Regions from separate parts of the Homo sapiens genome. Here regions 1, 2 and 4 are each linked to region 3. Evidence: chromatin contacts called from ENCODE Hi-C or POLR2A ChIA-PET data. All regions are on one chromosome and are shown on one strand. Each heading gives the region's core, a stretch centred on a gene start or an enhancer-like site at or near the end of the contact. The rest is flanking DNA. Distances are from core to core; before and after follow the strand shown. Region 1 has its middle 21 kb from the start of CRB2. Region 2 holds the start of ARPC5L (actin related protein 2/3 complex subunit 5 like). Region 3 has its middle 61 kb from the start of NEK6. Region 4 overlaps STRBP (spermatid perinuclear RNA binding protein).

Region 1 (3,602 bases), core at 666-3,165, 860 kb after region 3:
CCAGAGGCTACTGCACTGGGCAGCACAGTGCTAGACTATAAACTCCATGAGGGCAGGGACCAAGCCATACCCACAATTATTAAATCTAGCATCTGACACAGAGTGGACACTCAAGAAATGTTTGTTGACTGACTAGCTGAATGAAAGAATGAATGAACAAATGAATGAAGGAATGAACAAATGATCTAAGGCCTTCTCAGATCTGAAGCCACACTCCCAGCACAGGCCATGGGAAGGGCATGGAGATGAATTCCAGCCCCACCTCTGCACCCACTTCTCTGAGTGACTGTAAGTACCTCCACTTTTGGGGCCTCAGTTTCTCCAGCTGGTCAATGGCTGGGGGGCTGGACTCTTGTGATTTTTCTGGGCTCTCACTAGAGGACTTTACCCAGAAGATGGGAGTTGGGCCCTCGGTGAAGTTCCCTCCTCCATGCCACCCCATCACCCTACTCTCCCTCCACCTGTAAGATAGGAGATCTCAGGAAAGGCCTCCAGGTGGCCTTCTGTACAGAGTGGAGCCACACCCAAGAGGGGAAAGCTGAGGCAAGGCTTGGTACCTTGGCACAGGCAGCAAGGCCAGGGTGGGGGTGCTGAGGCTTGGCCTCCTCCCTCCAGCATCATCACCCCCACACCTCACATTTGTTCAGAGTTGAGAAGAGAGCAGGGCGGGGCTTATCCTTTCAGTTCTGCAGAGAAGGATAAAAGAGACCGAGAGACATGCCAAGACCAGTCTGAGGTCACATGGGGGGCATGACAGAACTGGCTACTGCCCTAGACCTCTGTTTTTCTCATATGAAAAATGGATACAAAATGTGTCGTCATCCTATCAAACATCAATGCCTCAAATCCAAGCTCCACTACTTAACAGCCCTGTGATCTTGGGCAAGGTTTACCTGGCTGTGCCTCAACATCCTTATTTGTAAATGGGTATCATAATAGTGGCAACCTTGCGGGGTTGTTGAACCATTAATGTGTGAACGTATGTAAAGCGCTCATAAGAATATCTAGGACACTGTGAACGCCATATGAGTGATAGATATTATTATCAGCCTTTATCACAGAGCTGTACTGCAGTTTAAATAAAGGAAGAGGTGTGACCAGGGTTTGCAAACTCTGAAGTCCCCTCTGGAGAGGTAAGCACCTTTTGGCTGCAAAGAATGTTGCAAACTATAAAATGCCGTGTGACTTGCAAAGCACTTTGTAAATGTTGCCGCAGTGAGGAGGCTATTGTAGGTTAGCCTTTCATAATCCAAAAAGCACTTCAAAATCATAAATCACTTTGGGGACCGAAGAGCTCTTTGTAGGGGCTTTCTAGACTGTTGAGTGCTGTGCAAGTCAGAGACAAGTGGCCTTTCAAAGACATGAGCAAGAAGCCGGGGGGGAGTGGGGAGAGAAAGAAACCAGCCCCAGAGAATAAAAACAGCAGTCGTTTTCCTCTGCTCTCGTCACCTCCCGTGCCAGCCAGTGCAGAGAAATTCCAGCAGATCTGCAGATTCCTGCGATTCTGTGCTGAGGCCAGGGAGGCCTCCCTGCATCGCTGACTCAGCCAAACGAGAGGGTGTGAGTTAAGCAGGAATCAGCTCCATCTTCCTTGCTTCTGTGCCTCTTCTTTTTTCTTCCTTCTGCCACAAAGGCAATGAACCTGACACCATTTAAAGATTTCCCTCTTTGGCCTCCTGATGACCTTGCCCTGAGGCCCAGACTTGGGCCTGCTCTGGAGACCCAGCCTGGGATGTCTGCCACCCCCATCATGGAAGGAGTAATAGGGCTGTGAGGGCAGAGGGCAGGTGGGGCCAGGCAAAGACCCTGGGCTCCAATCCCAGTTCTGCTATTTCTCATCTATGACCTCGGGCAAGTTCATTTACTTCTCTGAGGCTGAGTCCCTCAGCCATAACATGGGGTTGACAATGCTCATCTTGTGTGTCATCGTTAGGTGGCCTGGTGTGCATGCAAGTTCTGTCCCTTCCTCTAACTGTAGGCATGAGGGCCTTCTGATAAGGGAGAAATAGATACCAAGGCAGCTTCTACAGTGTAGGGGCTTTGAGCATGAGTTTTCAAATCATAAAAACTTGGGTTCAAATCCTGGCTCTGGCCAGGCCCGGTGGTTCACGCCTGTAATCTCAGCATTTGGGGAGGCTGAGGCAGTCAGATCAGATCACTTAAGCCCAGGAGTTCCAGACTAGCCTGGACAACATGGCAAAACCTAGTCTCTATAAAAAATTTAAAAATTAGTTGGGCATGGTGGCACACTCCTACAGTCCCAGCTACTCTGGAGGTTAAGGATTAATGCCTACAATCCCAGAGTAGCAGGGAGGATCGCTTGAGCCCAGGAGACGAAGTTTGCCATGAGCCAAGATCACACCACTGCACTCCAGCCTGAGTGACAGAGTGAGACCCTGTCTCAAAACAAAAAACAAAACAAACAAACAAAACTTCTGGCTGTGCAACAAACCAGCTGTGTGTCTTTAGGCAGGTCATATTACCTTTCTGAGCCTCTATTTCCTTGACCCATAGGATGAGCATAATAGTCTATCTTGTAAAGTGTTTACAAGGACTTGAGACATGATGCATATGGCATGTGTGGCACAAAACCTGGCACACAATCACAGCTCAATGAATGGTCACGATGATTCCCCCACCTCCCCAGGCTAGTTTGACAGTCTCATTGTATTCCATCATATCACACACGTCTCCTTCAGGTGTTTCCTCATGCTTTCAAGTAATAGATTAAAAGCTTCTGGACCCAGCCAGAACCTGCCACCCCTGCTATTTCTGCAAACCCCCCTGAGATCCCTTTTCCACAGCTCACTCTCCTCTACTCATATCTCTATCTGCAATATGTCAACCTCAATGTGAAACTCAACTCCTTCTTGAGCCTGTCACAAGCCAGGCATGAACAATACATCCTCTGCTATAGATTTCATTAACGGGAGAGGGGTCTACACTGCAGCCTCTCTTCCCAGGAATTGTGGTGAACATAGTCATCTTCGTCCAGTTACAACCATGGGTCTGTATACCCCTTGAGGGATGTGGCTACGTGCCTTGTTCGCTGTTGCTTCCCCAACACCCAGTGCAATATCTGGCCCCCAAGAGGCAGATCTAAAACACGCGGTGAGTAAATTAATATACGACAGGGAAAGACGCTCTTGAGCTGGGGGAGAATCATGTGGTTGTCCAGTGCCCTCAGCTCTCAGGTCAGTTTTGTGGCAAGGGGACAGATTTGGTCCCCGCTGCAGTCAGGAAGAGGCTGATACTGATGTGTGTCCATTTCAGACCTCAGAAATAACCACCTGCCCAATACAGTCTTGGCCTTTTCAAGGTTCATGTGCCTATTAACACTTGGGGATCCTTCTTCACCCTCAGGTCTGATGCTTTCCCATCAGCAATTGTCACCAAGAGTGACTAAGACACAGGACAGTGGTTCCCCAAACCAGCTGCACATCAGAAGCCCCTGGGAAGCTTTGGAACACCAGAGCCACTTGGAGGTCAGGTTCCCCCGAGATCCTGATTCAAATGGTCTGGTGTGGGGCCTGATAATTGATTTGTTTAAAAATCATAGCTGATTCAAAATTATATCACTGACGGCCAGGCGTGGTGGCTCA
Region 2 (3,601 bases), core at 180-2,679, 660 kb before region 3:
CAAACTGAGACTCAAGAAAGGGGAAGAGATTTCCCAAGAGTCTCAACTACTACCTTGGCAGCAGAGCAAGAATTTGAAACCTGGTCAGGTTCACTTTAAAAAAGGCTGTACTAGCCGGGCGCAGTGGCTCACACCTGTAATCCCAGTATTTTGGGAGGCTGAGGCGGGTGGATCACTTGAGGTCAGGGGTTTGAGACCAGCCTGGCTAAACCTTGTCTCTACTAAAAATACAAAAATTTAGCTGGGTGTAGTGGCACACACCTGTAGTCCCAGTTACTGGGGAGGCCAAGGCAGGAGAATCTCTTGAACCCGGGAGGTGGAGGTTGCAGTGAGCCGAGATCGCGCCACTGCACTCCAGCCTAGGCGACAGAGCCAGACTCCATCTCAAAAAATATATAAAAAATAAAATAAAAATAAAAAAGGCTGTATGGCCAGGCGAGGTGGCTAACCCCTGTAATCCTAGGCACTCTGGGAGGCCGAGGAGGGCGGATTGCTTGAGCCCAGGAGACCACCCTGGGCAACAGCTCTACAAAAAATAAACAAATTAGCCAGGCCTGGTGGCTTGTGCCTGTAGTTTCAGCTACTCGGGAGACTGAGGTGGGAGGGCTGCTTGAACCCGGGAAGCGGAGGTTTTGGTGGGCGGAGAGCGCGCCATGCCTTCCAGCCAGGGTGACAGAGCGAGACCCTGTCTGAAAAAAAAAATTAAAAAATAAAAAAAATAAATAAAGGCTGGGGCCAGGCGTGGTGGCTCACGCCTGTAATCCCAGCACTTTGGGAGGCCGAGGCGAGGGGATCACCTGAGCTGAGGAGTTCAAGATCAGCCTGGGCAACATGGCGAAACCCCGTCTCTACTAAAAATACAAAAAATTAGCCAGGCGTGGTGGTGCATGCCTGTAATCCCAGCTACTCAGCTACTCGGGAGGCTGGGGCAGGAGAATCGCTGAACCCGGGAGGCGGAGGTTGCAGTAAGCCGAGATCGCGACACTGCACTCCAGCCTGGCACCCTGGGCGACAGAATGAAGCTCTGTCTCAAAAAAAAAAAAAAAAAAAAAGGTGTAAATGCTCTTTGCAGTTCCATATACTGCCTCCCCAGAACCTTTATGGAGTTGGATTATAACTGCCTGAGCCCGCCCCTCCCGTCCATCTCGCGCTTTAAATTCCTCCGCGACGTGAGCCTCGGTTAATCGTCTTTGAAAACTCTGGCCCCTCCTCCCGTCAGCACCCCCAGACTACTGGCGCCCAGCTCAGAGTTGCCCAGATTGGGAGATCTGCAAGGTTTCCCGAAGGAATGAATGAACGAATGACTGAATGGACGAATTTGAGTCCTCCGTGTGCCATCTCTGGTAGCTGCCGCCCACGTTGGGCCTCGGTTTCCCCAACTGCGCGCCTACACCGTGACGCCGACCTCGCTATCAGGGGTGCCGTGAATGAGGCGAGCACTACAAGGCGGGGCTCCGGCCCTACCAGGCGGGGCGGGCAGTACCACGGCGTTCCTCGGGGGCGGGGGAGATGAGGCGGAGCCGGGGCTCCCCCGCTGCGGCGCCATTGGCCGCGCCCGCCGCCACCCGGCAGTAGTTGCGGAGGTCAGCCCCGCCTACTTCCTCTTTCCCTCGGAGCGGGCGGCGGCGTTGGCGGCTTGTGCAGCAATGGTGAGAGCTGCGGAATCGGGCGCCATCCGAGCGCTGTGAGGCGCGGGGGTTGGGGAAGGCGGTGCGGGCTGAGCCCGCGGATTCTATCTGCCACCTAGGCCTGTGGGGCGCCGCGCAGAATGGTCTGGCGCCACCACAACCCGCCTCTTCGCTTGGCGCCGGGAGAGGCGCGCGGCCCGGGCCTGGGTTACTCTGCCCAAGGCACGGCCGGCGAGGGAGACTGTCCTGAGCCCTGGTTGGGGCTCCGGCGCACTCGTAGTCGATGGCGAGTCGCGCGCCTTTGGGGGCTGGCCACGCAGGTGAAGGGGATATGGCCCCGCGGCCTGGCTGAGGCACACTCTCTCTTGCGCGCAGGCCAAGATCAAGGCTCGAGATCTTCGCGGGAAGAAGAAGGAGGAGCTGCTGAAACAGCTGGACGACCTGAAGGTGGAGCTGTCCCAGCTGCGCGTCGCCAAAGTGACAGGCGGTGCGGCCTCCAAGCTCTCTAAGATGTAAGTGAGGCGGCCGGATCACAGCCCTCGTGGGTGGGGAGCACGTGTGCATCGGGATCGTCGGAGGATTTCAAAGTTGGCTTAAGGAGCTGGCCGCTTAGATGCCCACTCCGTGCATCCTGGCGCGCATGGGAGACCCGTTGTGTGCTTAGCCTCTTACCTGCCTTGACCTTGCGGTCCTTGTGCCTGGAATGCATCCCCGGAGACCCATCTTAATGCTGCCTTCAAAGCCTACCCGGACCCCTTCCTTCCGCTTCCCACCAACACTTGAGTTTTTAACCCCCTTGGCAGGTGGGTGGCTTGCACCCTGGAGTGGCAGCGTAAGTTATTTTACATGGCTAAGAGTGCGGGAGACTTGTGAAAGGAACATGGGTTTGGAGTTCATCAACCTGGGTACAAAGTCCACTTCTCAAAAAAAAATTAGATGGGTGTGGTGGTACAGGCCTGTAGTCCCAGCTACTCTGGAGGCTGAGGCAGGAGGATCACTTGAGCCCAGGAGTTGGGAGGCTATGATGGGGCCACTGCTCTTCAGTCTGGTTGACAGGTGAGACCCTGTCTCCAAAAAAAAAAAATGGTGGTTGCCCTCTTTGCCCCCAAACAACCTTAGTAGAGGCAGGGGTGGGAGGATTGGACAAGCACAGTTGCACACTGAATCCTCAAAAACCATGTTGACCAGCTGTCTACTAGGTGACTCCCTCATCCTGACATGACTACAAATAACTTCTCCCTGGCTCGTTGTTTGCTTCAGTCTCCTGGCTTGTAGTGACTCCACTTTGCAAATGTCTTGTTTCTCTCTCCTGCAGTTCCCTAAGCTAGCCTGATTGCCTGGTTTGTGGCATGATTCCTTCCCATCAGCTCATTGAAATTGGCATTGGTTGGGTCTTAGCCCTCAGGATAAATTCGTGTTCTGGGATTGAAGGTCTTTTTCTGATCTGCCTCATTTATCCAGCCTGCACTTCCTCATAAAGCCTCTGCTGTCTCTCCCATGCCCCTCTCTTCCCTCCTCAGACCTCACTCCCAGAACGCCTTCCTCCTGAGTGAATATGGATGGGTTGATGGGGGAGGCTGCAGCTATTGCTGCCCTATGTGTGAGTCCTGAGTCTTGGGTAGTGCTATGTGTCTTCCCTATCTTCACTGACATCTCTGTTTTGTAGCCGAGTCGTCCGGAAATCCATTGCCCGTGTTCTCACAGTTATTAACCAGACTCAGAAAGAAAACCTCAGGAAATTCTACAAGGTGAGTCTGCCTGGACATAGGGAGGGTTGGCTGCAGGAAGCCAAGTGCTAGCCGTCCCTGGCCGGGGACATGGTAAAGAGGTTTTTCTTGGTGCGTGGGCTGAGAGTGGTTAGCCTTCCCAATTTGTTGCTGGGCTCACTCTTCTACCAGTGTCTTGCACTGGCACGTGGCTCTGCAGACCACTTCCTCAGGCTGCAGATGTCAAGAATTCATTGGGGCTTGGGG
Region 3 (3,586 bases), core at 146-2,645:
GTGTGGTGGTGGGCAAGTGTAATCCCAGTTACTTGGAGGCTGACCTGGGAGAAACGCTTGAACCTGGGAGGCAGTGGTTGCAGTGAGCCGAGATCATGCCACTGCACTCCAGCCTGGGCAACAGAGCAAGACTCTGTCTCAAAAAGAAAACAAAAAGCAAAAAACATGCTCAGAGGCCAGCCCAGCTGAGGTGCCCTGGTCAGATTCATAGGTCCATGGAAGACTCCATTTGGGAACAACCCGAACTCTCTTGTTGGGGCAGAAGGTGGGAGATTTGTGGTAGACTAGGGTTCTGGGACAAGGAGGTGGGCCTTGGGGCTGGGTGCTGGATGTGCCTCTCCACGTGATCTTCTTGCACCCAAAGGACATGGTGAGGCCTGTTCAGCCTTATGTCATGGCCTGAGGTTCCCAAGTTCAACACCCACATCTTCCATAGATACAGAAGTCCCCAGTGGTCAGCCTCCAGTAAGAAGAGAGTAGGCAGCGGGGAACGCTGGCTTAATAAATAAGAAAATAACAAAAATAAGAAGAAACGGGCCAGGTGTGGTGTCTCATTCCTGTAATCCCAGCAATTTGGGAGGCTGAGGTGGGCAGGTGACTTGAGGTCGGGAGTTTGAGACCAGCCTTGCCAACATGGTGAAACCCCGTCTACCAAAAACACAAAAATTAGCCAGGTGTGGTGGTGCATGCCTGTAGTCCCAGCTACTTGAGAGACTGAGGCAGGAGAATCACTTGAACCTGGGAGGTGGAGGTTGTAGTGAGCCGAGATCACGCCACTGCACTCCAGCCTGGGCGACACAGCGAGACACCGTCTCAAATTAAAAAAAAAAAAAAAAAAGAAATGACATCAACAGTTGCATCTGTCCATAGTGTGTAGCGCAGCATTCAAGGAGATCCCTGAGGCATCTGGGGTGTCTGATATCCTATAGGCACCAAGGCTTCCTTAATGCTGCCCCCACCTGATTTTAGAGTGGGGACCGCAGAACAATGTCTGGTCCACAAAGAGCTCAGCCAGGCTGACCACGGAGGCTCAGTGGACTGAGAAGATGGTCAGAATGTGTGGTTTCAACAGCTAAACCCAGACACCCTGGTGTGCGTTTCTCAAATTAGCGATATGTGGGTGGTGGTAGAGGGCAGTAGATCTCACTGGTTGTAACCACAAGCATCCTGGGGCCGTACTGGCAGTGGGGGAAGATGGTGGAGGTAGGGGAAGAAGGGAGGAGTGGGGCAGGTAGGCGAGGACCACGGGAACTGTAGGACTTTAGGGAATTCAGATGTGTCATAGTCACTGTGGCCAGCAAGGCCTTGGGTCCTCTGCCCACACAACTTCATGTCGTCTTGCAACCACCCCACTGGGAGGGGCTGTTACTATCATTTCACAAATGAGGAAGCAGAGACTCAGAGACGGGAAGTACCATGTGCAGATATGAAGGGAATGGAGCTCAGCTAGCAGTCTACGTGACCGTGGCCAAGGGGCCAAGAGGACCAAAGCTCAATTCAGGTCAAAACCCGTCTCTGAGAGGGTCCAACTGGGCAGGCAGGTGTGGTGGGCATCTGTGCTCCTGGCCAGCCCTCCAGCTCCCTTCTCTTGTATCCTCCTCTCCCCTAGGTGGAACCTCAGGGGCCATATTTGTACCTCTCTGCTCCCCTAGCGACAGCTGATTAGACCAGAGGTGCAGGCTGATTTGAGCTGAGCCAATCAGCTTCTTTCTCCTGTGACTTTGGCTTTGAGAATCAGGGATACTGGGTTGCCTTCCTGGCTGGTTATTTGAAAGGAGGCATAAAGCTGGGCTGGACTGGCTGTGTTTGGCCACTTGCTCATAGAATGGCAGAGAGAAGACTCAATCATGGAAAGGTTGAAATGCAGTTATGGGAGGGAGAGACAGAGACAGGCAGAGACAAGATAGAAAGAGGCAGTCATGCAGGAGAGATACTGAGACAAGGCGGGGAGCGGGAGAGGGAGAGAGAAAGGAAGGAAAATAAGAAGGAAGACTGAGATAAAGAGAGAGATAGTCACAAGGAGCCTAAGACACTACCTCCAGATCTCCTGACAACTTTCTGGGTCCCTACTCCTGCCTTCCTGAAGCTGCTCCATGTCCAGCCTTGGATCTCTGGGACCCTCCTGTTTTAATAAATTCCCTTCTCTTCTTGGGCTGTTTTGAAGAAGCTTTCTTTCTTTTATTTTTTTTACTTGCAATTAAACCCCCTGACCTCATTGCATTCAATCTGTACATTGTTTTGGGAGTACAGATATTAATAATATTAATTCTTCTCATCCATGAGCATGAAATAGCTTTCCACTAATTTAGATCTTCAATTTCTTTATCAATGTTTTCTAGTTTTCAGTATACAAATATTACACCTCCTTGGTTAAATTTATTCCTCAGTATTTTTTTAATGCCTTTGTAGATAAGATTGCTTTCTTGATTTGTTTTTCACCTAGGCTGTTGTTTTTGTGTAGATCTGCTATTGACTTTTGTGTGTTGATTTTGCATCCTATGACTTCGCTGAATTTATTTATTAGATATAACAGGGTTTTTTTGTGTGGAATCTTTGGGATTTTCTGTATATAGAATCATGTCATCTGCAAATAGAGATCATTTTACTTCTTCCTTTCTGATTTAGATGACTTTTATTTCTTTTTCTTGTCTGATTGCTCTTGCTCATACTTCCAGTACCATGTTGAATAGAAGTGGAGAGAGTGGGCATCCTTGCCTTGTTCTAGATTTCAGTAGGAAAGTTTTTGATTGTTCCCCATTAATTATGGTGTTAGCTGTGGTTTTTTCATAAATGGCCTCTATTATGTCAAGAAACTTTCTTTCTATGCCAAAACTGTTAAGAGTTTTTATCCAGAAAGGATGCTGAACTTGGTCAAGTGCTTTTTCTGTTTCAACTGAGATGATTGTGTGGTTTTTATCTTTCATTCTGTTAATGTAACGTACCACATTGATTGATTTGTGCACATTAAACCAGTCTTGCCTGTCAGAAATAGACCCTACTTGGTTATGACATGTAGTCTTTTTTGTGTGTTCTTGATTTTGGCTTGCTTATATTTTATTAGGATTTTTACATCGATGTTCATTATAGAGATTGGCCTGTAGCTTCATTTTTTTGTGTGGTATCTTTGTCTGGCTTAGGTATTAAGGTGATTCTGGCCTCATAACAAGTGTTTGGAAATATTTCCTCTAGCTCTATTTTTTTGGTAGAGTTTAAGAAGAACTGATAATAATTCTTCGAATGGCTGGCCGAATTCAGCTATGAAGCCATCTGGTCCTAGGCTTTTCTTGGTTGGAAGATTTTAAATTACTTTTTTGATACAGTTTGGATGTTGTCCCCACCCAAATCTCATATTGAAATGTAATCCCCAGTGTTGGAGGTGTGGCCCGGTGGGAGGTGATGGGATCATGAGGGCGGATTTCTCATGAATGGCTTAGTACCATCCCCTTGGTGCTGCCCTCACCATAGTGAGTGAGCTCTCCTGAGATCTTATCATTTTAAACTCTGTGGCACCTCCCCCTCTCTCTCTTGCTCCCGCTCCCACCATGTGAGAGGCCTGGCTCCCCCTTCACCTTCCGCATAATTGTAA
Region 4 (3,420 bases), core at 222-2,721, 970 kb after region 3:
TGCCTTCCACCATGTTATGACGTGGCAAGAAAGCTCTCACCAGATGTGGCCCCTTAGTCTTGGATTTCCAAGACTCTAGAACCATGAGCCAAATATATTTTTATTCATTATAAATTACCAAATCTGTGGTATTCTGTTATAATAGCATAAAATGGACTGAGACAGTGATACATTGCTCTTCCTCCCCACCCCGCCACCCCCTCACTCCCCAACACCGCTAAGCTGAAGCTCCATGAGGGCAGGGATTTCTGTTTTGTTTACAGATGTAACCTAAAGTGTCACAGTGCGTGGCACATAGTAACCATTCAAGATATATTTGTGGAATAAGTAAATGGATGGCTGTATGGCAGAGGTGGGGGTCTGAGGCAGGCCTTGAAAAATTTTGATTAGGTTTTGGGGAGAAAAGGACAACTTAGTTTCCCTTATCTTTCCCAATCTTCTCTTTTCTGTGCCTTTAGCAAGATCTCTTTAACCTTCAAGGCATGGCATCTGAATTAGAACCTGAGTTTGAATCTGCTTAGTATATATGTGACCTTGAGGAAGATTTCTGGCCATTCTTGAGTCCCTTTTAATAATAAAAAAGTCATTTTTATTGACGTATACTTTGAATATAGTAAAATACATTTTTTTTGAATATACGGTTCTATGAATTTTGACAGACTTAGTCATGTAACCACCATCAAGATATATCCATTACTACAAAACGTTCCTTTCAGTGCCATGTAGTCAGTTCCCTCTCTTCACCTCCTGCTCCTGGAAACCATTGATCTGATTTCTTAAGTGTGACTCATTTTTAGTCAAACCTCTTTCATTTAGCCTCTGTGCTTTCGAGATGCATCTGTGTAATTGCATGTATCAGGAGTGCATTTCTTTTTATTGCCCAGAAGTATTCCAGTGTATGGATTTACCACAGTTTATTCATTTACCAGTTGATGGATTTTGGGGTTATTTCTAGTTTTTGGCCATTATGAGTAAATTTGCTATAAACATTTTCATTTCTGTTGGGCAAATACCTTGGGTGTGGGAGCGCTGGATTGTATGATAAGTGAATTTAACTTTATAAAAAACCACCAAACTGTTTTTCAAAGTTATTAGCTTTTTTTCACATTTATCAAATGGGGTAATAGTCAAGACTTTTAGTTGTGAGCAACAGAAATTGAGTCTGGGAAAGGAACTTATGAACAGGGTGTTAGGTGGCTCACAGAATCTCTTGGAGGGCTGGAGAAATAGGCTGAGAAGTTAGCATCCAGGAACAAGATTCTAGGCACAGACGAGGTTGAATCGCCAATACCATCAGGGGGTGCTAGACACTGTAGGTAGAATTACTGTCTCTGGAAACTGGATGAAGCTGCTGTGCTTGCTGCTTTCACTTGCCAGAATAGATTTTCTGAGGACCCAGCTTCTTTGAGTCATTTGCTTTTGAATCACCATCTGGAGGTAGGCGCTGCCTCATAAGGTGGGGGATTCCCCAAACATAGGAAAGAGGATTCAGATGTGGGGCTGAAAAAGGAAATAACACGTGTATACCACAACCTCCAGAGGTGGCTGTGATTAGATAGAATAATTTCCATGGTGTCTAGGAACTTACTAGAATATAAATGCTAGTTTACTTTTCTGTTTTCCTTTTTCCCCATCTGTCTTTTGTAAGTAAAATTTTTGTTAAAGTGTAAAACAAACTACATAAATCATAAGTGTGTATAGCTTGATGAATTTTCTTGAAGTGAATTCATCCTTATAACCGGTACCCAGAAGAAATAGAACGTTGCCAGCACCCAGAAACTTCTCCCGTGTCCTCATCTTCATCACTGCACACTCCCCACTCCACCACTGAATCACTGGTTTTGACTAGTTTTGCCTGTTTTCAAACTTTATGTAATCAAAATTGTGTGTGTATGGTTTCTTTCTTTCAGCATTTCTTTCAATATTTGTGGACTTCATTTTTTGTTGATTTCATATTGTTTCATTGTGTGAGTATAACACTATCCATTGTACTATTGATGGACACATAGGCTATTTCCAGTTTTTGACTAATGCAAGTAAGTACTGCTATGAACATATTTGCACGTCCTCTGGTTTAAATATATATGTTTCTCTAGGTATGTAACATGGAGTGAAACTAATGGGTCATGGGTTCTGTGTATGTTCAGCTTTAGGAGAGTCTGCTGAAAAGTTTTAAGTATCTTTTTTTCACTTTCCACTACTACCAGCAGTACATGTAAGTTCCAATTGGTCACTTCTTTTTGACATCTTCCTCTGTTTTCAATAGGACTTTGTACCCCAGTATAGTACTTGTTTGAGTCTACCTAATCAGTTACAAGTATCTCTTTCCTATAATGTTATTAACTCTTTGAGGTGGGATTTCTTGTTTTGTCTTTCTCCTCTTAGTATCGAGTACAGGCCTAGAACACGTAGTAAATGCTCCGTGAAAGTTGCGTGAAAAGATGAATCGTGAGTATGTCTGTGGGTGGGAATTATCTTGGCATTTTTTAGAACAGAGAACTCACTGGTCTGACTGGAATTAGAAGTGATGGGAACAATGGGTGATAGGATTGAATTAAGTCAGGTGAAATCTGATTCAGGAGGTAATAGGTAGCCCTGTTTAGTTCCTGAACTGCGAGAGAGTTAATGAAAGCTGTTTTGTTCTGTGAGTGAAGAATTGTGTTTTTGTTACAGGTGTGTCCAGCTGTTAGGAAATAGTTACAAAAAAGATTTGGGCCCATGATTGGAGACAAGATTAGACAAGGCATGAGTGGGTGTGAATTTGGTTAGCTTAATCTCTTAGTTTTTAGTTTCTTTATAAAATGGGGCTCCACCTTGTAAAGATTAGAGCTAATATATAAATATGAGTAGATGTTTTCTTTTTTATTCACTGTGTATTTTGTTTTGTGGCATTTGAATTTTGTGGAACTCGGAATTTTGAAACATGTTGTGAAGTGTAATTCTGCCAGTGTAAATCCATGTGGAATTTTTCTAACTATAGCATCTCTGGAGCACCTTGCGTACTCTTCTTTGCTTCTACTTTGTTGCTCTACTCTAGCACCTTTGGTTCTGCCTGTGTCAGAAGTAAAAAATAAACCATTAATAAAGTGGCTTCTTGCCTCTGAGAGCTTATCCCGCAAAGAAATGTTGAACTGTTCCCTGTAATTTCTGTTAATTATAAAGCACATATATGAATATAAATAAATACTAAGAATCAAGATTTTTAGTGGAAGAGGAAAAAAATCCAAGAGGTTCATAAAAAAAAATTGTAACGTTGAATTGGAATTATCTATATGAACTCATGCTTTTGTGTTTCTTTTTTCCAATTTTGCTTCACATTTAATAATAATGTTTTGAGCTCATAATGTCTAGATATTACCTGATTGTTGAACATTAGTATGAAGAGATCTCCCTGAAACAGTGGTACTATATTATTATTTT

Evidence for each region. Hi-C counts contacts between places; a loop is a spot of excess contacts on that map. ChIA-PET counts read pairs that join two places held with the same protein, here RNA polymerase II (POLR2A). Pooled maps may share reads with other maps.
Region 1: a map with no recorded cell type shows a loop between it and region 3 (5-fold over the local background). The contact joins two enhancer-like sites. A Hi-C loop is called at or near these places in 11 of 37 single-sample maps with no recorded cell type and 8 of 50 pooled maps. POLR2A ChIA-PET finds 5 or more read pairs at or near these places in 1 of 52 experiments (GM12878).
Region 2: a loop to region 3 is called in a pooled map, with 5 times the contacts of the local background. The contact joins the promoter of ARPC5L here to the enhancer-like site in region 3. A Hi-C loop is called at or near these places in 2 of 37 single-sample maps with no recorded cell type and 7 of 50 pooled maps.
Region 4: a pooled map shows a loop between it and region 3 (2.8-fold over the local background). The contact joins two enhancer-like sites. A Hi-C loop is called at or near these places in 4 of 37 single-sample maps with no recorded cell type and 5 of 50 pooled maps.

What each region holds. Positions count from the first base shown.
Region 1 is chr9:123,333,689-123,337,290 of GRCh38, reverse strand. No RefSeq gene overlaps it. Among named protein-coding and RNA genes, the nearest start is that of CRB2, 21 kb to the left of the region's middle. Within about 2 kb of position 1,915, at least 7 of the 41 ENCODE cell types and tissues checked have a DNase peak (open chromatin) inside an H3K27ac peak, as active enhancers do.
Region 2 is chr9:124,859,958-124,863,558 of GRCh38, reverse strand. ARPC5L (actin related protein 2/3 complex subunit 5 like) reads right to left here and starts at 1,429. Exons shown (of 6, transcript NM_030978.3): 1 at 1,161-1,429. It overlaps RPL35 (ribosomal protein L35), which reads left to right and starts at 1,602. Exons shown (of 4, transcript NM_007209.4): 1 at 1,602-1,649; 2 at 2,004-2,140; 3 at 3,295-3,376. The coding sequence starts at 1,647. RefSeq lists enhancers at 1,183-1,402, 1,843-1,952, 1,993-2,042, 1,478-2,101, 3,090-3,589 and 1 more and a silencer at 1,423-1,692.
Region 3 is chr9:124,195,345-124,198,930 of GRCh38, reverse strand. No RefSeq gene overlaps it. Among named protein-coding and RNA genes, the nearest start is that of NEK6, 61 kb to the left of the region's middle. Within about 2 kb of position 1,395, at least 9 of the 41 ENCODE cell types and tissues checked have a DNase peak (open chromatin) inside an H3K27ac peak, as active enhancers do.
Region 4 is chr9:123,223,547-123,226,966 of GRCh38, reverse strand. The region is part of intron 2 of STRBP (spermatid perinuclear RNA binding protein); the gene reads left to right. Among named protein-coding and RNA genes, the nearest start is that of STRBP, 43 kb to the left of the region's middle. Within about 2 kb of position 1,471, at least 3 of the 41 ENCODE cell types and tissues checked have a DNase peak (open chromatin) inside an H3K27ac peak, as active enhancers do.